3 separate regions of the Mus musculus genome follow, and all the other regions are linked to region 3. Evidence: chromatin loops called from intact Hi-C (ENCODE). Cell type or tissue: heart. All regions are shown on one strand.

What was found. A loop is a pair of places that touch in the nucleus more often than their neighbours do. Peaks named below come from ENCODE experiments on the same cell type or tissue, not always from the same donor. Only the 100,000 strongest peaks of a DNase experiment are listed, where the experiment ranks them.
Region 1: a loop joins it to region 3, with 3.0 times the contacts of the local background. A loop is called at or near these places in 4 of 42 quality-filtered maps.
Region 2: it touches region 3 in a loop (3-fold over the local background); 7 of 42 quality-filtered maps call a loop at or near these places.

The regions. Positions count from the first base shown.
Region 1 is chr7:89,406,904-89,414,903 of GRCm38, reverse strand. It overlaps Fzd4 (frizzled class receptor 4), which reads right to left. Exons shown (of 2, transcript NM_008055.4): 2 at 4,794-7,872. The coding sequence ends at 6,544. Among named protein-coding and RNA genes, the nearest start is that of Fzd4, 6.5 kb to the right of the region's middle. In heart, no CTCF peak of the experiment used is centred here; DNase peaks (open chromatin) are centred at 3,333, 4,393, 7,343 and 7,693; H3K27ac peaks cover 638 bases.
Region 2 is chr7:89,334,435-89,342,434 of GRCm38, reverse strand. It overlaps Tmem135 (transmembrane protein 135), which reads left to right and starts at 3,648. Exons shown (of 15, transcript NM_028343.5): 1 at 3,648-3,987. The coding sequence starts at 3,847. In heart, no CTCF peak of the experiment used is centred here; a DNase peak (open chromatin) is centred at 3,654; H3K4me3 peaks cover 2,342 bases; H3K27ac peaks cover 1,418 bases.
Region 3 is chr7:89,263,402-89,271,401 of GRCm38, reverse strand. All of the region lies in intron 4 of Tmem135 (transmembrane protein 135), which reads left to right. Among named protein-coding and RNA genes, the nearest start is that of Tmem135, 71 kb to the left of the region's middle. In heart, no CTCF peak of the experiment used is centred here; a DNase peak (open chromatin) is centred at 4,841.

The DNA.
Region 1 (8,000 bases), 140 kb before region 3:
CTAGCTGAGTGTCAAGGATCATGGAGTTTACTCTAGAGGTGGCCAGTTTATGGATAAAACTATTTACTGGAGTGATTATGCTTTATAATCCCTAAGAAACAGAAGCTCATAGGCAGGACTCATTATTGAGAAGAATGCCTGCCAGACTTCACATAGTCTCAAAGAACCTTCTACATTAATGAAATTAAAGGATGGAGTTCATTTCAGTTCCCTCAGGTCTCCATAGCAAGTAATCTCTACTGGCAAATCAAAAACAACAGAAACTCATTCTCATATAGGTATAGAAACTAGAAACCTGAAACCAATGATTCCTTCTGGAAGCTTCCAGAAGAATCCCTCAGGACTTTCTCCTCCTTGTTTCAGGAAGCCTCTAGCAAACTTTCCCGTTTCTTTCTTGACCTATAGCTACAGAACTTCAAACTCTTTAAGTATGTGGCACTTCCCTCTGTGCCTGTGTCTAAGTGTATCTCTATTTGACAGACAACAGTTACTGGGTTAAGATGCACCTCCAAGGTAATATGAGCTTCTTTTTATTTAATTGCATCCTACTAAGACTCCCTTTTCCAAATAAGGTGATACTCACAAATATCCAGAATTAGGACTTCAACACATCCTTTGAGGGGACACAATGTAAACCATAGGAATATAAAACGAGACAAAGTCCTAGGTAGAGGAAAAACAGAATCCCAAGTCCTAGACATGAGACCCTCTGGCCATCTGTCTGCCCTACTCTTACCCTCTGAAAGTCTTGGTTTCTCTCTCTGCAATCAACGCTTGCCCTACTTACTCCAAAAACACCCTGGCAATAAAGCAAAGTCGCACACAGTATTTTCTATTGGAAAGTGTTTCTACAAGTGCAAGGGATTAGTATGAACTCGTTCCAGATTGTGTTGACTTTCCCTGAACTGTATAACTACTTAATAAGGGGGTAATGGAATGAGAAGCACAGCCTGACTTACAGGGAAGAGAATTTAAATTACATGCCTCCCTTCATTTGGGTTTGAGATAAAGTTGTAACAGAAATCTGCAGATAAGGAGAGTAATATTACAAAGGCTGTGCAAAGCTTTTTACTCACCCCCAAGAAGGGTGGTGTTCAAATGCAGCTAAAAGGTGGCAAGCACTTAAAGCCAAGCAAGAGGGATGGATGATCTCCACGGTGACATCAGCAGCTGTCCTGTTTTCTGTGTGGTCCATATTACTGGATCTGATGGCAATGTCCTGCTGGTTTGGTTTGGTTTTGCAGTGTTAGGTATCAAGCCCAGTCTCACATGTGCTGGGCAAGCATTCTACTACTGAGCTAGCTACACCTCACCTCCAATGCTCACATAGCTGCCTAGTCCAAAAACTTTTCTGGACAAAGGGATAGAGACCACCCACCTTAGAAAATTAGCCCAAAATGACTCCCCACCCTGGAAGGATAAGATAGACACAAAACAGAAAGAGATTTGGAGCTCCAGCAGCAGTAAGAAATCTGTTTTTAAACTTCAAAAGGAAAGATGAGCACTCTTGGAAATACCAAGGGAGAGAAGGTATCATTGGGGTAACAACTTGAGAACTATAGCTATGTCCAGAGCAACAAGTGATCTCCTTGCTTTTATTGACCTTAGATTGTGGGGGTTTGATGACCCAGGAGAAATCCCACAAGGAGAAAATCAGCATGAGCCAAGGAGCTTTTCTCAATTTGCCAAACCAACTGACCCCTCTCTTTCTCAGTGCTGGGCATGTATGCTTCCCATATACCTTCAAAAACACACCAATGCACACACCAGTTAATAAACAAAACTTTATTTTCCTTTAATACAAAAATTAAATAGCAAGTTTTTTTTAATACAGTGATAAATTAGAAATTTACAGTACAGACATCAATGCAGACACACTTTTGTACATCCTTTAAAGGGGGATCTATTTCCTTGGAAATTCAGTGATTTGTTCAGAGAATGTATAGCAGGGGTTTGCCTGGTACCTCTACATTGTCATCTCAATATCCCCAGGTTGCCTTCTGGTTTCTGGAACTAGTGAGAGGCATGAGGATCCAAGAAAAAGGCAGAGAGCAAGTAGGTTAACTGCTGCACAAAACAGCTCTACCTGTATTTTATCTTCTTGCAGGCTGGGAATATTATTTTAGTTCATCTTTCTCATGAAGAACCAAGGGGCCGCATCCTGAGGCCTTCTATAGCCTCACACCATCTCTGTGAGGTAGAAGAAACTCAGAAGTGTCTGGGTGTCCCACTATGGAAGCTCTAGAAACCAACTTACCTCTCCCCACAGCCACAGTCAAGTCAAGGCCTCAGCCTGTTCAACTCCCTTTGTTGGGCAGAGCTGCTGTCACCCTGTTTCAGCTTTTTGGGATGACACTGATCATTAGCTGAACACCCTGGGAGATCCGGCAGGCACAAGTGCAGTGAGGGTGTTGTTCATTCAGGATTCTAAACAAACTCTTTACCAACTGCTTGGGGGACTACAAGGAACTGAGCTGAGCGCTGCATAGAAGGGAAATAAGGCAAATGAAAAGCAAACACAAGTGAGGATGACGAGAGCAAGTGTGATTTTTTTTTTTTAGGAGAAGAAACATATCAGGGTGGGGTGGCAAATGATATACTTCCTCTTGGTACTGTGTGCCATTGTTGCACAGGCTGCACGGTGAAAGGCAGGAACAGAGCACTCTCTCCGGGAGCCAGCGGAACAAGATCTATTACTTGGGGCTTCCGTATCTGATCATTTGTAGGAGCAAAATGCTCTCGCAGGAGTTCCAAGATCTTTGACCTTGGCATGAAGGGTAAATGATAACCTGGGTCCTTTGACAGACATACTGCAAATTCAGACAGGGACTGTGAAGTCAAGTACAATAAGAAGACAGAGACCATTGTCCAAGTCCTGGGGCTCATCATGACTGGCAGGGACAGAAACTCTCTCCATTGCCCTCTGTCTCAGGATGGAATTTACACATTAAGCACTCCCTGCCAAAGTCTGTTCCTTCTTGGTTCCCCTTCTTAACTGCCACTATGGGACCCTTAGCAGATACATCACAGGGGTGAGACCTCTTTCAATTGTGCATGTTCTTTGAGGACTAAAGATGTCAACTTCATCACAGTGTCCCATGGCCCAACTTTGCACTCAATACCAAAGTCACTAAATTCTGTGCGTGCAGGGCTGAGTACACAGCTGGAAGAGTTAAATAGAACCACAGATCAGAACCTGGTAACGATAAGTCTCTGGTTCTAGCTTTAGGGATACAAAGGTTAGGGTACAAGTAAAAGAATGACAGAAAGGGAACTCTTAGGAAACAGTGTCACCTGTCCCTTGTTTCAGGCCTCTGGGCACCAAGCCAGCTAAGCAGCCATCTCAGCAACCAGGAAATGGGTCACCATAAAGGAAGAAAGATATGATCAGCTGAGTAGCTCAGCCAGTGGCTCTGGCCACTTCTACACTACGCAGTTCCTCTGCCCTATGGTTCGGCTTTTATGATGCAAGACCAAGGAGTTTGTCAAAGAGGAGGTTATACAGAGGTGTCCTTAGTTGTGCTTAGTAGAATATCTGGAGCTTGAGGACTTTTCTTGAAAATTCCAATCACATGTACTTATTCCAGATATCAGAGGAAGGGAAACAAACCTCACTTTCCCCTCAGCATGCTGCTGTCCTCAAATATGTCTGTGGGAGTACCATGGAACAACCCAAATCCTGACCCTGCCACTTCCAAAGCCACAGTAGATGCTGGAGCAGGTCCTTGGGGGTCTACTCTCTGTTTTCCTAGGGAGTTTATATGGAGATTGTCATGAACCAAAGCTGGTGCTTTCTGTCATTAATTTAGAAGGCATCATAGGAGAGGCTGAGACCTAGGAAGAGATTTGTGGGAGTGATGCGAAGAAGTGATACTGATGCTTAATGGGCATCGCTAAGGGACTCCTCAGCCGTCAAGTTCGTTTCCTGGAAACTGGAATCACTCTCCCCCATCTGAGATAGGAAAGGAAAGACCAGACAACTCTGTGTTGTTGCTAAGACTATTAAGCCAGTCTGAACTGCCAGGCCCCTTCGCTCAAACATAACTTCCCCTAAAAAGGCAAATTGCCTGGGAAGATAGAAAAATTGTCAGTACACTAGCTCTAGGATCCAGAATGCAGGTGGCTGGTTTCACCCAAAGGGTTGTGGTTGCCAAGGTTATTGTTGATACATGCTCAGCACCTACTGCTCTCTCTTTGGAGGTTGCAGTCTTGGACCTACAATCACTGAAGCATTACAAAGAGAAGTGCATTACAAAGTCTGCACAGCAAAGCTAGTCAGCTACTACTGCCTTGCTTTTCATCCCTTTCCTGTGCCAGAGTCACTGCACAACTCCCAAGACACCATAGCAGAGCGTGAGTAAGGGCAGAATCTGCCCTTGGGTGCACACTCCAGGGCCCTGGACAGCTATGGGAACTGTCTGTAAGCAGTGCAGGGCGTGTCCATTTCGCCTTTCATAGGCAGCTCATTCAGGAGTTAAATTGGCCCTTCCATGGATCAGTTCTCCTGCTCCTGGAGCCTTATGCCCTAGTCCAGTCTAGGTACTCAGGCTGCATAAATCACCAGGGGCCACCCAGGTCCACGGAGGTCTCTATCTCACCAGCCCCAAGCCTCTCATTTCCAAACACACGACAGGCCTATAGCATCTTGATATCAGATATCTACAGAACTTGCAAAAACAAAAGCTGTGGGGAGAAAATATAGTCAGAAACAAAGCTCAAACTGAGAGAGAGAGAGAGAGAGAGAGAGAGAGAGAGAGAGAGAGAGAGAGAGAGACCCAGTTTTTAAAATTTATATTTCCAGAATTTGAACACCTATTTGCCTATTTGGGATTTGGAATCCATGAAATGTTTCTCCACAAAGTAGGATTGGACAAAACATTAAGGGCTCTCTTACTAAAAGCATGAATCAATAAATAACTGAAGTTGCTGAAGCAGACAGGCATGAAATACAAGGAGAGCAACCTGTGACATGTACAATGTTTTGTCCCAGAGATCTGGTGATTAAAAGGCCTAAGGCAGGTTAAGAAAAAGGCCAGTCACAATTTTAAAAGAACTTCAACTTTTGATAGGTTGCTAGCGGGTACCCCCCTTGTGAGGGACTTAAAGCATAAATTTTAAAGGCTTTGGATACCCCAGCAAAGGCAATTAAGACTCGTGCTGTTAGACTTTGCAGCTCATTTCACTCCGTCTACACCATATCCCCTGCTAACCAATCCAGCCTCTGGCCAGCATTCTGGAGGTTCATTAGGCATCATATAAATACTCCAGGCCACACTGCCTCCAGTGAAATCTTATAAGAACCTTTGTCCATTACTAAGGAACAATTATGCACCACGTATTTGGATCTGCTGTCCTTAGTTGCCTTTGCAAAGCTGAATAAGTCTCCATTGTGGCAAGTAGACCAAACTCCGATAACATTCTTATGCTACAGGGGGGAAAGGCACTATCACACTAAGAATGCAAGTTGACCACAGTTTTAAAGTCAATTGAGTATACTATGTCATGGTCCAAGAATGTGCTTTTAATTGTAATTGACACACACAAATTACACAGTTAATCTGTGTGAATGCAAAGTTGCCAAGAAATTTAACATTTCAGTTCTTCCAGACTGGCGTCTGCCTAGATGCAATCACACAAACTAAAATATTTTAAGTCCCAATTGCTTAACATTGCTTAATGCAATAGGTCTCTAGGGTCGGTAAGGTAAGTCAACTTAGCAAATCTCATTTTTCTCTGAATTAAGTGATTGTCAGAAAGTGAATCACCTTCCCTTTTCCTCTCATTAGGCATGCTGCAGTGCAAAAAAAAAAAATCCTATAAAAATAACCTTTTTTTTTTTTGAGTCATTAGTTTAAAGTGAAGAAAACAGGGGCTGCCTAGAATTAGGGATGTTGAAATTTCAGGAGAGAGAAATCCACTGGATACCTTACGTGTGTTAGTACAGTACTTTTGTTTGCTCAAACAATTCTGTTTTACGACAAAGGCACTGAAGGATTTTGACACCACCTCTTGGGAGTGCGCTACAGAGTTCTAAACAGCAGACAGTGTAGGCCAGAAGATGTTTATGTTAGACCAGCCAAACTATAAAACTCTGCAACACGTCTCCCAACCCAGCATTTCCAGTGTTTATAGATCACTTTGCTATCTGCAAGACCTAGTTACTATTTAAAATTTAAAAGGGTTTTAAAAATTAATCTTTCTCCTTGCATGTTATCAACTCACAGTTGAAATCCCACCCAGTAGGAGCAAACACTATCACCCTGGGCTTCAGGAATCTAGGCGGGACCTCCACGGACTCCAAGCTGTGACCTGCTAAAGTGATCAACATTTTGATTTTTCACAGCTTTGAAAACCTCTAACTGGCTTTTCCATTTTGGACCATTCCAAAGTCTGCAGTGAAGCCATTGGTCTTCTGATGCTGAGTTGGGTGAGTGGTGGTGGGCTGACGTGGGTGTGTGTGGGCTGAAGTGTTTCTAAGTTTGTTCAAACTGAGATTCCCTGCATCACTTCCTTCACAATGAGGAACGAGGAAGCCGGCTAGTCTTATACCACAGTCTCGTTGCCTTTTCCTGGCTTCACCCAACCATTCCCCCTCTTCTCTCTCTTTACCTTCCCAGAATTCACCAATCGGTTAGAACACTTTTGCCACGTGTGAAGAGTTTTGGCAGACCAAATCCACATGCCTGAAGTGATGCCCACGAGCAAAGACATAAAAATTTTCAACATTTCAACTGCCATGTTTGAGTCATCTGCAGAATATCGAAAGAGTGCCCAGTTTGAGATTTCATAGAAATAACAGGCAATCACACAGGTTGCAGGAACCGTGTACAGTACTGAGAAGACCCCGATCTTGACCATTAGCCTTTCCAACTTGTCTGTCTTTGTCCCGTCTTTTTGAAGATTGGACCGGATTTTGAATAAGGCCACCAAACCCGCCGCAATGAACAGCGTTCCAATCACCAAATACGTAAAGAGAGGAGCCACCACAAAGCCAGTGAGGGCATCTAGATTTTGGTTCCCAACATAGCACAAGCCAGTCAGTTCATCGGCATCCACTAGTCTCATAATCAAGATGACAATGGTTTTCACTGCGGGAATAGCCCAGGCTGCGATGTGGAAATAAGAACTGTGCATTTCAATGGCTTCATGACCCCACTTGAGTCCGGCTGCCAAAAACCAAGTGAGTGTCAGAATAACCCACCAAATGGAGCTGGCCATTCCAAAAAAGTACATCAGCAAGAAAATTATTGCACATCCTGTGTTCTTAAGTCCTTCTTGGATGAGAACGGGCTCTGCCGCCTCTTCAAAATCACAGGATATCCTTTCCCGGCCTACAGTCAGCCGAACAATATAAGCAATGCTATAAATATTATAGCACATACTGAGAAATATGATGGGGCGCTCAGGGTAAGAAAACCTGGATGAATCAATCAGGAAGGTCAGCACGGTGAAGGTGGTGGAGATGAAGCAGAGGCTGGCCCACACAGCCATCCAAATATCCGTGAACTCCTTAGCTGAGCGGCTGTACAAGCCAGCATCGTAGCCACACTTGAGAACACAGTTCAGGCTCCTCTTCACCCAGATGTACTGATCAGAATTGCTTCCCACGGAGTGGCACTCTTCCCCGGGCTGGATGGGAGTCTTGTGGGGCAAGGGAACCTCTTCATCACCTGGTCCTTCCATGCACATGTGGTTGTGGTCGTTCTGGGGCGGGAACTTGCTGCAGTTCAGGGTGTCGGGCCAGGCAAACCCAAATTCTCTCAGGACTGGTTCACAGCGTCTCTTGACTGAAAGGCACATGCCACCGCACGGGCCGATGGGGATGTTGATCTTCTCTGTGCACATTGGCACATAAACCGAACAAAGGAAGAACTGGAAAAGTCATGACAAGAACAAAGAAAACAATGAGTGGGGTCTGACCAAAAGCACAGAGCTGAGCGAATGCTTCCAGGCAGTGTACGTATCTACTTTTAAGCCAGCCTACTGGGAATATGTCTGTT
Region 2 (8,000 bases), 71 kb before region 3:
CATTTAATTGGGGCTTGCTTACAGTTTCAGAGGGTTAGTCCATTATCATCATGGCAGGAAACATGGCAGCATGCAGGCAGTTGCTGGAGCAGTAACTGAGAGCTACACCTTAGTCTATAGGGAGAGGAACAGACTGTGAGCTTGATATGAGCTTTTGAAACCTTGAAGTCCAACCCTAGGGACAAACTTCCTCAGTCAAAGCCACACCTCTTAATCCTCTCAAGTCATGCCACACCCTGGTGACCAGCCATCCAAACATAAGAGACTCTGGGGGCCATTCATATTTAAAGATCCCTATTGTGAGGACTTTCTAATGCAGTGGTTTTCAACCTGTAGTTCATGACCCCCTTTGGGGGGTGAAATTTCTTTTCACAGGAGGTTGCCTAAGACCACTGGAAAACACAGATATTTACATTATGATTCTTAACAGTAGCAAAATTACAGTTTTGAAGTGGAAGTGAAAATAATTTTGTGATTAGGAGTTGGCACAACATGAGGAAGTGTATTAAATGGTTGTAGCAGTAGGAAGGTTGAGAACCATTGTTCTAAATACTATCCTGGAGTCTCTACAACAGCAGTAGACATGAGAACCCTTCTTTTCCTGTAATCCTAAGAGTGTGACTCAGATTGCCCCGTAGCTACCCACCTATCAGCACCACTAGCTTTGGCATCAGTGACAATAATCGTGTTCTCAAGTTCCTTTGAACTCTAAGACTCCATTTGATGGTTAGTTAATAAAAAGAAATTGCTCATTTTAATTGTAATTTTAAAATATTTTTATCTCTTGGTATACAATTTCTATACCACTTGGCAAACACTGTTTTTGTATAAGCTGTGCAAACTCTATGATCTATTATATTCAGAAGTAACTAATTGTTACCACTCATACTATGGGGTGATGTGTGTGTGTGTGTGTGTGTTTGTGTTGCTGGGAATTAAATCTAGGTCATCCAGCCTGTTAGGCAAGTGTTAAACTACTGAGCCATATCCCAACTCTAACTTGGTGTTTTAAAAAGTACCATGCAGTCACCATCAGAGAAGCTTCCTCCTGCAGCAGATGAGAATGAATACAGAGACCCACAACTGAATGATATGTAGAGAGTGAGAGACCTTGAAACAGTCACAATTGGGATGCTGTTATCAAACTCTTCCGCTGAGGGCTCAGGGAGTTATGCAGAAGAGGAGGCAGAAAGATTGTAAAAGCCAGAAGAGATAGAGCACACCAAGAAATCAATGCCTTCCAGACACAGCAGGACTGATGTCTGTGTGAACCCACAGAGACTGCAGTCGTTATGCACAGGACCTGCCTGCACAAGTTTAAGCCAGATGGGGTCCTGGTGGTGAGAGGGGAACTGGACACGAAAGCCCTCATCCTTAATCCAAAAGCTATCTCCAATTGACAACCGCTCATTAAGAAGAAATAAATAGTTTTCTCCATGGATTCTTACTGGGTATACAAATCACCCTTAAGGGAGGTCCCATGTGCGGCAGTAGATAGTCACCATGAAGCACACTTAATGGTCTTTTTGGAGATGTAGTGCCTCACAAAACTTTGTGCATTTTTTTAAAACCTCACTTGTCTTTTCCTTATTTATTTCTCTACCCATTTTATGTGTAATGGTGTGTGTGTGTGTGTGTTTGTGCTTTTTCTTTGCTTGTTTACATTGTCTGACTGTTTATTTTTAAAATTTACCTTTTTTGTTTCCAAAGAGATGGGGTGGGGGGTTGGGTGGGGGGGAAGAAAGCATGGAGTTGGATGGATGGGGTAGTGGGGAAGATCTTAGAGGACACGAAGGAGGGAAAACCACGTTCAGAATATGCTGTATGAAAAACCATTTTCAATAAAAAGAAAATAAAGTGCTGAGGATCACCATATGATGGTCTCTTATTTATATTTAATATTTTACTTCAAATAATCAAAGAAGGGAGGCTTGTGTATAATGCACTTTGTCTTTCACCTAAAACGTTTTTAACATTGTTTCTTGTAGACCCTCAGGCTTTCAGGAATAGATTCTTGATGTTAGTAAGGTAAGCTTGAGTTGTAATTCGTGTGATTGCTGGCACAAGCTTACACTGTGTGTTTCTGATCCATGTCCTTTCTGAGCTGGAGAGCTTTTTAAACACAGTGATTATTTTGTTCCCATTTTTGATTCTATATTGGGCATGTTGAGTGGGGTGACAAAATGGACAGCAGATCTTCAGGGAGATCTTGAACTTCAAAAGGGATGTCATACCATTGGGCACTTTCAGTTGTCTCTCATGGGAAGTACATTCATCTGTGGGGAAGAATGATGTGTCCAGATGTTTGAGTAGCCAGAGGCGACTATGGCTGATGCTATTAGTGTCTCTAGTATCTGTTTTGCCATTTTGTGCAGTGATATAACTATCAGCCTTTAGCTGCCATTTGCCCAAGCTGAAATGTTAGCTGACAGATTTGCATAGGCTTACCTAAAAGTTTCTATCTTTTTTTTTTTTTTTTTTTTTTTTTTTTTTTTTTTTTTTTTTTTACTTTTTGAAAAAGCTAAGGTCTTTTGATAGAGTCCTAGGCTGGTCTCAAATTCAATGCATAGCTCAGCCTGGCCTTGAACTCCAGACCTGTCTGTTTAGCCTTCCAAGTGCTAGGATTACAGATGTGTGCTGCCAGGCACAGCCTGAGAAGTTTTTCTTCCCTCTCCTTTCTCTGGCCCTTTTGGCTAGTGTGTGGATGTCATGTTAGTGAAGTGGTCATTTTATAAGCAGCACAGCAAACAGGTGATAGCTAGCAGGGTATTTAACATACATAAAATGTATACAGCTAGGCATCTTGCAGATAGTTTACACCTGTCTTATCTGTTACTTTTCTCACTTCTAGAACATTAGTTTCTTGGCAGCAGAAACACAGCTTTTCCACATCTGTCTGTCCAGGGTTTCAAACAGGGGCTGGAAAATCATATTAGTTTAGTAAATATTGTAGAAGGAACTGAATAAATATGAGAGAATGATCTAAAGGTAAAGCCTTTCTGCTTTAAAAAGTACAGAATTTACAAGTCCAAAGAAAGCAGGTTATTATACACAAGGGCTATATGGCAGGTGGATTGTCATGGCAATCAGTTTTAGATTAAGCTCTCTAGCCAGGCAGGAGTTCTATTGCACTGCAGCTGCCTCTGCTCTGTATGTTGCTTGGGTGATAAGCACTTGTGAAGGATTCTGTTGCTAGGACTCCATTAGGGGCTGGCAGGTCTCTCTACTGTCTCTTTCCATATAGCATGCATTTAAACACATCTAAATTAGTATTTTCAAGACTTCACAGGCACAATAGAGCTTAGGAGGTTGAGCAAGTAGCAAGAATGTTGAAGGTTGTGTTGCAACCGCAGATAGTCTTAGGTGAACCAATGGGACGAGGGACAACAGTGGTGCAAGTGCCTCCATCTCCCAGCAAAGACACAGAATCCTTTTGTTCCACTACCCTCTGCTCTTTTTGGCCAGGCTTTGACAGGACAAGGGCTGAGCTATATAGCCCGACCCAGGCGGGATCCACCATCACGCTCCCGGTTGTGCTTCTCTGAGTCGTGCTCCTATTCGGAGGGTGAAGGTGCTCGCTTCCTTTGCCCGTCCGGAGCCCGCCCATCCGCGGGAGCGCGCATGCGCCTCCCCTCCCCGCCTCCGTCGTGCGCGCCCCGCCCCCTCGCGCTGCCATACGCGGACGGCCAACATCCGAGGACTCCGGCCTTGAGTAACCTGCTCCCGTGACCTTTTCGCACCCCGCACGCCGAGGCCCGCGCGGCGCCCGCCTCGCCCTTGCGTGTCTGCCGCCCCTGCCGAACCCTGCGTTCCCCTGACCACGCGCAGCTGCCACCGCCACTCGTCATGGCGGCCCTCAGCAAGTCCATCCCTCATAACTGCTACGAGATCGGCCACACTTGGCACCCCTCCTGCAGGGTCTCCTTCCTGCAGATCACTTGGGGCGCCCTGGAGGAGTCCCTCAGGATCTACGCACCCCTGTACCTGGTGAGCAGGGCTGGCGCTGGTGCAGGTGCAGGGCCTCCCGGGGCTCGTTGCTTCTAGGTCAGCTTTAGGGGTGGTGAGAGGCCTGGGGGGAGTCCTAGGCGGAAGGAGGGGGAGGGGACCCCGATGGTGAACTGTCACTGGACACCTGTTGCTAGGATGGGGATGTGCTCTGGACAGGTAGGGTCAAGTGCCTTACACTTGATCGCTCTGAGAACCTGGATTCAGAGACTCTGTGATGGAGAGATGTTGGAGCTGTGTATATATTTAGTCAATGCATGCACACAGTGTCCCCTCAGCCCACTTTACCACTCTCCGGCCCCATTTTCATATGAAAAAGGGTGTTCTGTACACCCCCCCACCCCCACCCCAAGCCTGCTTAGTCACAGATTTTGTCCTTGTTTGAGATGACAGAGATGCCACTTGACGGTTTGTTCTTTCGTAAGTTCCCAGAGTAGATTCCTGGTTTGAGATTTTGTGCGGTGATTTCGTTGAAGGTGTTTTAGTGGCGTGTTGCTGAGGTCATTTTCTTATACAGATTTACAAGTAGGGAAGCTTAGAGAGAGTATCTGGAAACCTACCAGTAACATCGAGAACTGATAAAGATATCTTCTCCTAGTGAGTGCCACTGTGTGGGAGAAAATTCCCACATCCTGGCACTGAAGATGTGCTATTTGGCTACTGAAGTTCATTGTCATTTTCCCATTTGTCTGTATGCTGAGAAGGTAGACATCATTTTTGTATGTTTTGTATGTTTCCTAAAAGTTCGTTCAATACTCAATGAGTGATCCATTCTTATTTCTCATTGAGGTAGTAATTTGGGCTGATGACATCTTTGACAGTATGATTATGTTTGTAACTTAATGGAGAAGTCTAATTTGTAATTATAGACAGAACACAGGAAAAGACAGTGACTCCCTGAGAGGTTGCAGAAGCCAAGTTCCCTTTTCATGATGTAAACTGGTGCTTCCCCACTTTAATGTATTTTAAGGAAACCCCAGGGATCATGTTAGAATGGGATTTCTGATTCAGTAGGTCTTGGTGGGGGCTAGAGAGTACATTTCTGATAAAATCTAACGTAGTGTAGACACTGGGGAATACCAGCCTTGTTAAGTGAAGATCTAGAGCATTGACCAATATAGACGTTTATCTGTATCTATATACATACATTCCCTAAAGACTGTTGTTACTGGCTTTTCTATATGAATGCTGGCCAGCCATTGTTTTATATTTGTTACTATGTTATTATTATTTTGGTGTTGCTGGGATTCTAACCTGTTGTCTTGTACTTTCAAGATAAGAGTCCTGCTGTTGAACTCTGCCCCAGATTTCTGTAAACACTTATAAATACATTGGACTCTTAAACAGCCGTACAAGAAGACTCTTCTAGTCTGGGGACTTAACTTAGTGGCATGTTCAAGGTCCTGTGTTCTGAATCCTTGTCTTGTTCCTCCATCTCCTACCCCTCACAAAACAAAGGCAAGCAGAACTATTCCAGGTAATTTGTTCAAAAATTACTCTTAACCTCAAGGATTAGGAACTAGTTGAAGTGTTTATAATTTAATTTCTCCTGAAATCTATAGCATCATTCGTTCATTCATTCGACACATATTTGTGGAATGCCTGGTATTATATCTACAGCATAAACAATATACTGATTCTATTCAGTGTTAGGGGAATTCAGGGAAGCAACTGGAGCAGAGATTCTCCTACTCTAACAAGATAGGGTTGGTGGGGATCAAGAAAGGACTTGTGTCACTATTACATTTTCAACTAGATTAAATACTACTTGAGAACAAATTTCCTATCTTATGTTGCTGCTTATCAGTGGCTGTGAAGCGGTTAGTGAGAACTGACTTGTATTTTATTTTAAGTAAAGTAGAGATTAGAAAATTTTAGCTTATTTCAGGTACCAAGGCTAAGCAGTAGAATTTGACTTTGGCCCTGGTGTGTGTGTGTGTGTGTGTGTGTGTGTGTGTGTGTGTATGTATGTGTAAATGTGGTAAGATAATTAATTCACTGGTGACCTCCCAGTCCTGGGTTGCAGATATGCACCATCATGCATGGTTTATACAGCTCTCCTATCAAATGCAGAGGCTTATGCATGCTAGGTAGGCAGTCTACCAACTGAACTATAGCCCTAGGTCAGAATGTGTCTACAATATGTATTTTTTTTTTTTTTTTTGTCTTTCCTTTCTCCTCCAGTGCCACTCAGGAGTGAAGTTGACTGTAGTCCGAGTTAGTGGAATTTCATTTTGACTTTGAAAATAAGCTTGGGCATTTATTCATGGTGTAGATGTGTGGAGTGTGTATCCGTAGAGGGGGATAATACTGTGACCCCAGGGAGAAATCCAAGAGTTTGTAAAACCAAGAGCCTGTACATTGTATAAATCCAAAGACTTGAATGTAGTTGGGAACTATAATTCCTCTTGAACATTCTGTGTTTGCTTCTTCACACGTTTATCCTCTAGAGCTGCGACTCCATCTGCAGATTATCCTCACTTCATGCATAAGAAAACAAAAAATTAGAGCCATTAATCTTGCTTCGGGTAGTAAGAAAAAAAAGGATAAGCTTATGGTGGTTAAAGGAACACATGCTGCCTAAAGACAAGGAACCCTGCATCGCTCACTCTAGTTGGAGTTGGAAGGCCACTTAGGAGTTGATGTAGTTGCTTTACCTCGTGGTTGAGAGAGGTTTAGCTCACATGGAATCCCACCTGTGCATCACTTGCAGCGTGAGCAAAGGAAAAATCTCTGTTTCTAAGGTGCTAGAAGATAATTTCCCATGTTCTAGGGCTGTTGTTTGGACTTGGAGTGGGGTGGCAGTGTGTAGGAATAGCAAGTGACATAATAAGCCCCCAATGTGGTGGAGTTGCTATTGAAATCCTGTTAGAGCAGGCAGCTTTTATTCAGAACCAGTCATATGGGGAAGTTGTGAATGAGTTCAGGTATGAGTGGATAGGCTGGAGTAGTACAGGAGCAGGGTGGTATTTGGCATCTGCCAGAGAAAATGAAAGGGCAGTTTTAGAGGCATTATTCTCATTGGAAGACTCAACAGGACAGGAGGATGGAGGATGTGGGGACAGCATGGGGACCTGCTGATGTTTATAGGAGTATAAGTCAGGGGGAAACTGGTGTCTTCAGTGATAGAAATGGAGACATCTGAAGGGCAGGTGGCTTGCCTGGAAGACTTGATGAGGAAGTGTATTGTGGAACCTGTGAAATGGGCCTGACAGTCTTTGTCTCTTGTGCTTTCCTCACAGGACTCTCTTGTTCTCTGCATTTGCCTTCAGGCTTCTTTTCATCTTAGAATTTACCTTCCGCTTAAAACAGGTTTGAAATGTAGACACCTCATTTTTTATTCTGATGAAGAGTTTATAATTCGAGTATAAAAGGAATATAAAATGCCAAATATGATTCAGTGGCTAATACAGTCCACTTTTTTTTTCCATTTTTTATTAGGTATTTAGCTCATTTACATTTCCAATGCTATACCATAAGTCCCCCATACCCACCCACCCCCACTCCCCTACCCACCCACTCCCCCCTTTTGGCCCTGGCGTTCCCCTGTACTGGGGCATATAAAGTTTGCGTGTCCAATGGGCCTCTCTTTCCAGTGATGGCCGACTAGGCCATCTTTTGATACATTACAGTCCACTTTTTGATAAAGAGAAAGATACATTTCAGAAAGTTATAGCAAATCAATTCATATAGTTCTAATCACACAAAGTTCCTCCCCCTCCCATGAGAACTTGATTACGTTAAATCCTTTCACTCGGCAATCCTGGGGTCATTTAAACCTCTAGCATTAAGTCTCCAAGAATGGCTGTTAATATGAACCATTATTCTCTATGTAAATATATTGACACGTGTGATCTTATCTTAGGAAGTATGGAGTCCCTAAAGAGAGACCAAACTTGGAAAGATGAGATTCAGCATAGCTGTAAATGAAACTTGGGTCTGTGGCTATGTGTATGGGTGACTTCAAATATACACACTCATAAGTGATAATGACT
Region 3 (8,000 bases):
CCAGAGAGGGTTTCTCAGAGTAATTTTGGCTCTGTAGACCAGGCTGGCCTTGAATTCAGGCATCTGACTGCCTCTGCCTCCCAAGTTTTCGAATTAAAGTCACGAGCCACTACATCTGGGATAGGAACTTCCTTAATCACTGAGGGATCTCTGACCCAGAATTGGAGTTCTTACAATTCAGAACTAGCATTGTAAATGAAACTCTCTGTAATAGAAGTTCACTAAGGTGCTTTGTACCTCTAATCCCTGTGCTTGGGAGACTGTAACAAGAAGATAACCATGCAGTCAAGGCGAGCCTGATGTACAGAGAGACCCTATCTGAGCAACAAGCAAAAGGGGTGCATCTATGTGGACTTTTCTGTTTATATGTAAGAGATGGATGACCTGAGGTGAAGGGACAAAGGAGTTATTTTTAGTTGCTTTTCCACTGGCTTCAGAGCCAGCACATCATCATCTGTTTCTGGGTACCTACCTTATGCCTACCAGAGGGCTTGTTTTATGGATACGTTTGCATAGTATCAAAGTAAACTATAGCCTGGGAACTCCTAATTCAGAACCATGTTTCTTTCTCAGAAAGCTATCCAACCCCCACCTCATACTCAGTGTCCATGAACACCAACCACACACACACACACACACACACACACACACACACACACACACACACTGTATACTTGAACACCCAACCCCCCACCACCACCATGCACTATAAACAACAGCCAAGTAGTTCCTTTTTGCAAAGAGAACTTGTTAAAAATAGCCCTGGTCTGTGTTTATTCTTCCTCTTCCCTTTATCTGCAGTGTCTGGGCTGGGCTGCTTAGGGTAGTCCTCCATGTTAGTATGGCTTCTTAGCCTTCTCTCCTTATCTGCAGTGTCTGGGCTGGGCTGCTTAGGGTAGTCCTCCATGTTAGTATGGCTTCTTAGCCTTCTCTCCTTTTATGGCATGGTAACTTGGAGCAGTCAGTAGGAGAGTATTCGTGGAAAGTGTACTTTTATGGACCACTAGCAATCAGTTGTCTGTAGCTGGAAGCAACTGGAAAATAAATGAATATGAATGCATTTTGATAATCTCTATGAAAATATGTCCTGAACTGAACTAGCAGTAGTTAATCCCGAAATGTCTGTGTTGTTCACAAAAAAGTGCAGTATGACATGTAAATCAAAATATAATGTTAGTGATTTAACATTTTGTGGTTAAAATACCATAGTTTTGCAGATTTTGTGAAAATATATGACTTTAAGCAAATTACGAAGTTGTTTTCTTAAGACTTGGAAGGGTTCTGTGAAAGGTTGAAAGGGTTCTATACGCTTCTTCTTCTTACCCTCCCAGTGCTCTTTCTGCTTCCTCCATTCTGCCCACTCTAGCGAAACATGACAGGCAACCCCCTCTGTGGGACCTTGGTATCAGCTCTTCCTAGTCTCCAGTATATTTGTACAACTTGCTGTTTCCTTCTTTGATACTATGCTGAAGTGTCACAGTTGTAAGGTCTGGCATCTCTGTTCCGCATCGAGTAACAGTCCCCACATGTGCACAGCCCAGCACGTGCATTTTATTTGTTTCCCCATGGACTTTGTCAACATTTTGAGTTTTTGTTTTTGTTTTTTGTTTTTGCCTTTCTGTCTTACTGACTTCCCATCTGGACATTTAAGTTTGATGTAAGCTTTGGACATGGCTGTACTCTGACTGGAGATGCACATGGCAGGTACTGCTGAGTGGATTTGGTAGATGAAGTGTTTGGTCATCACAAAGAATAATTTACAGGAGGGATTTATTCCAAAGCTTGCTACACCAAACCTATGCTAGTGTGATATTTTGATTAAAAGATTGTAAATACTAAAAGCTGGTGATCACCTTTCTACTTTGAACTTTGGAGAAGAAGGCCATGAAAATATCTGTGTCATAAATATATTACTGTTAACCTAGAGACTGAAGTTTTATCTTCCTGCGTGTTACTAAATTTTGTCTAAAGGTTGGGGCAAAGAGGAAGAATGAGAAACATTGAGCATCTGCAAGTTAATTAATTTTAGCTAGTCTACAAAACCACTAAAGTACAGCGTGCTATGTGATGTCTTAATTATTCACGAGAGTGCTTGTATTAAGCATTTGGTTCTAAATGCTGATTGCTGTGTTTGAAGTGGTGCTGCAGGTGATAGGTAAAGAGATGTGAATTCTGTGCCTGGGATATCTCTGCTGATGTTTTAGTTTTAGCACAGGGTTGTTTCTGTTGACATTTGCATTGTAGAAATGTTCTTTGTGAGCACCCATGTAGCTAATCTTAGTACTAACAAAATTCTTCCCAGTAAGTTTCAGTTGCTAAAATACAAGTTTGTGTGGCTTTAATAATAAGCATTAAATATAGCCTTACATCAATAGAACTAATATTTGTTTAATTCTCATATATTATTTAACATATACTTAAAAATACTGTTTTTTAGATTGCCAAATTGACAGTAAAATATTTGTCAAAGGTCAGATTAATAAAAGGCATATTAAAATTATAAAATAAATAATCAAGTATTTTCTCTGGCTTCTTCACAAAAAGTAAAATGATGGAAAGTTTTTCTGATGCTAAAATCAGTTATACACGTGAGCGCCACTGCTAAGATTCTGCTTCACCACACTGTACTGTACAACACATGATCTTCCTGAGCTTTGCTTACATGCACTTGAGTTTTCTTTATTACATCGTTGTGCCGATGACTAAGGTTTCTAGTCTTTCAAGATCATCATATGCATCAGGTGTTTAAGAAATGTCAAGTCTTATTCTTTATTTTTAGTTTAATTCTAAGAAAAATATTTCAGACGTGAAGTTATAAAGAAGTTTCCAAAAGGACTCATAGAGGAGATTTACTGTCTGAGATTCTTTTTCTTGGAACTAATCTAAACTGAAGAGGAAGACCTGACATGTTTTACAACACCTGGTTAGCATATGGTGATTTAGAGTGACTTTCAAAAGGAAACTGCTTTATAATTTCATTTATGCCATCAGTAGTTTAGTGGTGTGTGTATTTTAAAGCTATAAAGATGCATATACATATGTGTGTGTGTGTGTGTGTGTGTGTGCGTGTGCAGACTCCTACAGTCCTTGCTTTTGCATGGTGAGCATGCAGTGCCTTTGATTAAAGCATCTGTATTTAACATTTTAAACATAAGGGTTATAGATGTTGACACAAGTTTTGTTGTAAGACTGCTTCAATTTAATTAAATTTAACAAATATTATCAGATGTGCGGGGCACATGAAGATATAAAAAGAAATACAAGAAAGATTCTGAAGTAGTTAAGAGAAACTTGATAGATGGGTCTCTAAGAAATAAGATGAAACTAAAAAAGCAGTGATGAATATTATCTCAAATTGCTCCCCCAAATATTATCTCAAATTGCTCCCCCAAGCCTTCCCTGTTGTGCCATGTGCATCAAACGTCCATCCAGTGGTTTGCACCATGAACTCAAGAATTTAACCCTTTCCTTTCCTTTCCTTTCCTTTCCTTTCCTTTCCTTTCCTTTCCTTTCCTTTCCTTTCCTTTCCTTTCCAGTTCCTTACATCCCACTGTGTGGGGGCTGGGGATTGAACACAAGTCATCAGGCTTGGTGGTGATTCATGTATAATTGTGACTAAAGCTTAGGCAATCACGTACTCATGAAAAATTCTCTGTTGAATGAATAAAGAATAAGAGGGTAGGTATTTTTAGATCATGTTTTCTAGTAAGAGGGTAAAGTGTTTTGGAATGTGATCAAACCTTACTTTGTATTCCAAGAGATTTCTGCTTCTGGTCTGTGTGGCTGCTTGAATAATTTCATCATGCTAGGAACTTTATGGGTGGAGATTGAAATCTGAAGCTAGTAGAAAACCTATTCTGACTGGCTTGGCAGTTTACTCTGGGGTCAGCTGGACCTGTGGTGAAATAACAATGCATGTTTCCATTGGGCATGTATCATCACATATAGTCATTGTATATCTTTGCTTTCTGCCTGGAGTGGAAAGATGGTAAAATGCATGTAAAGTGAAAAAGATGAAATGTAAAGAAACTCATTAAAGTGAAATACGTGAATATTTTTAAAAAAGAGGAGATGTAAAGAAGAATTGTATATGGGCTATAAGTAAAAATTACAAAGAAAAAGAGTACATGAGGTCAGAAAGGAAAGACAAAAACCCAAAACAGCCAAACCCTGCCCCACCTGGAAAAAACAAAACAGAACAGTGGAGAAACAGTTTCTGTCGACAGGGTAAGGAGCATGTTGGGTTGCAATGTTTGTTGAATTGCCCCCGTGGCACCGTTAGGATATGGGCCACCTACGAGTTTAGGTCACTGGGCCTTTCCTTCATCAGTAGGTTAGAGCCTCCCTGAAGGAGTGGGTTCATGGAGTGTTTGTTCCCTTTGCTGTCTCTCTGTATGTCTGTTTGTCCTCTCTCTGATGTATCCAAAAGGCCTTGACAATGTCAGTTCTTTTTAATTTTTGAGATTATAATTTACTTATAACTTTTTCCTTCCTCGTTCTCCCTCCAAATCCTCACATACCCCTCCCTGCTCTTCCAGTACAGTCTTTCTTTTTTTGCACTAATTGTTACTGCATGTGTATATGTGTGACTATGTGTACGTGTATGTGTGTATGTAAAAAGAATCTGGTCAATTTGTGTCATGTCCCTGTCTGTTTTCAAGGCTGACCATTTGGCTTTGGAAACCCTTGGGAAGAGCACCTCCCTCCTCAGCTCCCAGCTTCCTCAGTCAGGCTTGGGAAGAGCACCTCCCTCCTCAGCTCCCAGCTTCCTCAGTCAGGCTTGGGAAGAGCACCTCCCTCCTCAGCTCCCAGCTTCCTCAGTCAGGCTTGGGAAGAGCACCTCCCTCCTCAGCTCCCAGCTTCCTCAGTCAGGCTTGGGAAGAGCACCTCCCTCCTCTGCTCCCAGCTTCCTCAGTCAGGCTTTGTGGGCTTTACTCTGCCGCCTCTGTCATGTCTGTTGTTGCTGCCCTTGTCCAGCTCATGTGTACGCAGTTATGTTGTGATACATTGTGCATGTAGCTTCTGACATTCCTAGGAGATATACTCTTGCAGCTTATTTCCTGACCCTCTGGCTTTTACAGTCTTTCCAGTCCCTTTTCTTCAATGTTTTCTGAACCTTTCATGCAGAAGTATTTTATAGAGGAATCCCTTGGGACGCTGTTCCGCAACTCTTCATTGTGTGTGTGTTTTCTGTAGTTGTCTCCAGCTGTTGCGAAGCTTCCCAGCACCTAGACCATTGAGGCAATAAATTTCTGTTCAGTACAGATGACTAGTTTTGGGTTTTGTATCATAACATAGCAAAACACACCAAACAAGGGCGAGGGCTGTAGCGCCTCATCACTGTGGGTACCACTTGGTGTCCTGGTCCTAACTGGACTGTACTTCTCCCTCTCAGAGCAGGAGGCCCAGAGACCTTTCTACTAGCTGCTGGACATGAATGTCTCACTTGTTCATTTCACATTTCCTGATACGTTTGTCACTGGAAGTATTGAGGTTCACTGCTACAGCCCATGAACCCTGTGACCTGGGCCTTGGGAGTGAGGGAAGAGTCACCTTTTCTTTTCCCTGTACTGTTGGTAGGAAGAGTTAAAAGGAAACTTAATAGTTTATGTGTATAGTGAACACAGGTTTACAGGTGTGTGTAAAATTTATCAAAATATACTTTTAACTGTGGAGTTTATTCTTGTAACTGATCAACGGTGTTAAAATTTTATTATTAATTTTTTACAGTAACAAAAGTTCCTGTAGTATCCTAGAGTTTTTTCATGCTCCAGCAAAATAGAGCCAGCTTTTTGTAATAGGTTTGGAATACTTTGAAATACCAAGCTAGTTATTTAGTCATTGTTACTCTATTGTATGTCAGGTGGCTTTTAAATCCTTTGTGTTATGAGATAAAGAAGTGACCATGTTGGGATAAATTTACAGGAATGAACAGCAGGATGACCTTTCGTGTCTCCTTTCTAATGTCCTGACACCTCTCCCTTTCTGTTTGTCAGATTATTTAGTCTAGTTTTTGTGTGGAAAATGGTTATGCAAGCACTCCATTTTACATGTTAGATTGTAGCCTCATCGAAAGACCTGCAGATTCATTCTATTTCTTACGGAGAAAACATGGGCTTAATTCAGTTCATCTGCATTGGTCATTCATGGCCTCCTTGAAATCTTGGAGCTGTGAATGGAGGAAGTCTCTCAAGGATAGCAGAGTTCTCTGGGATGTTCATTGGGATGGTGCAGTATATGTGGGAGGTTACAGGAGGTTTCCCAACTCACATGACAGCAACCAGGAAAGACTGAAGTGGTTAGGAGCATGGCTGGGCATCAGATGAATTCAAATTTCAGTTCCAACTTCATGTTTCTGAGTTACTGAGGCAAGGAATCATTTCCTGGAGTAAGAAAAGGACAAAAAGTATGTTTGCTTATTTACAGATCAACAAGCTTTTAAAGGAATATCTCTACCTATATCTGTCTCTATCTATCTATCTATCTATCTATCTATCTATCTATCTATCTATCTATCTATCTATCTGCACAACTATATATGATTATATAATGTATGTATATCTCTTATGTATCATATATTATTATACCTTCAAATGCCAAAGTACACCAAAGCAGAAATAATGCATAAGTGGCTAGCATTGCAAAATCAGATTTATAATGCATGGTTAATATTTCAAACAGTTTGCTGATTTCAGCATGTTAAAGATGTGCAGTACTTTTTTTGAACTAAGATGTTCATCTCTATAGTCCCGTGTTCTTTTACTAAATCTGGATAAAGCAAGTCATTGCTCCTCAGCACAAGTTTGGAAGGTGTGTAGGCCTGCACTAGAAAGTGATGCTCAGTAACAAGGACTACTGCTATGTTTACTTCTTTATTTCCCTCTCCTGCAGTCCCTAAAGAATCCACAAAATGCTATTGAAGGGTATGTGGGTTTTTTTTGGGGGGGGGCATTAAGAGAAAAAGTTCAGCTTAATACATGAGAATTTTTAAATTTGTTTTTATTCTTTCGGATTTCTCTCCTACCTTTGTAATGTCATGCTAATGGTCTGAGAAGTTTGTGCTTGTTTATTGTATTATGCTTCGTGGTAATATAACCCAGTTTATTTATTGCATTATAACGTGCTCTTACTATATGTTTTTGCGTTTAACATATCTAAACAACTCTGTTAAATAGATCTGACAGGTTTTCTTATTTTGTACATAGATAAAGAAAACTACTCAGAGGGGTATATGCAGTATTTAAGTTTCCACGGGTCATGTATAAGGCTCAGAAATCTCACGCATTGGTGCAGGGGTTAGTGGTTGATATAGGCTACTCTATTCTGTCTAAATATTCCTTAACACTTGAGACTTCTAAAAAAATATGTAAGAGCAAGAAATGACTCTTAAACAGTCACAGCATAGAACTTGATTGTTTCATTTATGGCCTTTAATTAAAGTTATATCTGGGGTTCTGGAATGTAATAGCAGTGGTTTAAAAAGTTTTGCACCAGTATATCAGCCTTAGGCAGTCTCATGGGACAGAAACATGGTTTACCTCTGTGTATTAAATCATTTTATGCCACCACAGTCTAAAAGGGAAACAACTGCTGACACATTTACGGATTAAATTATTTCCATCATGTGATTAAACCAAATGGAAAAATAACTTATTTAATTAATGTTCATGTATTCATCTAGTAAATTCCTAAAAACATCTTATTTTGTAGCTCTTAATAATATTCCTTAGTGCTCTTATGATTTTTATTTATCTATTTTGATATAGCTATAATATACAATATCTAATGATTCAAATATTAAATACTTTATAGATGGAAGAATGGTTTGCATGTGTCATATTTATTCTCTTTTTGGTGAGATACAAACTCTGTAATTTAATGCAACTTCTTTATTATCTTGAATAAACAAATTATAATACTAAAGTCTCCCCTTGGAAAAATGTGCAGAAAATGGTAAAAACACGAATGTACATCTTAAAACACTATGTCTGATATTTTGT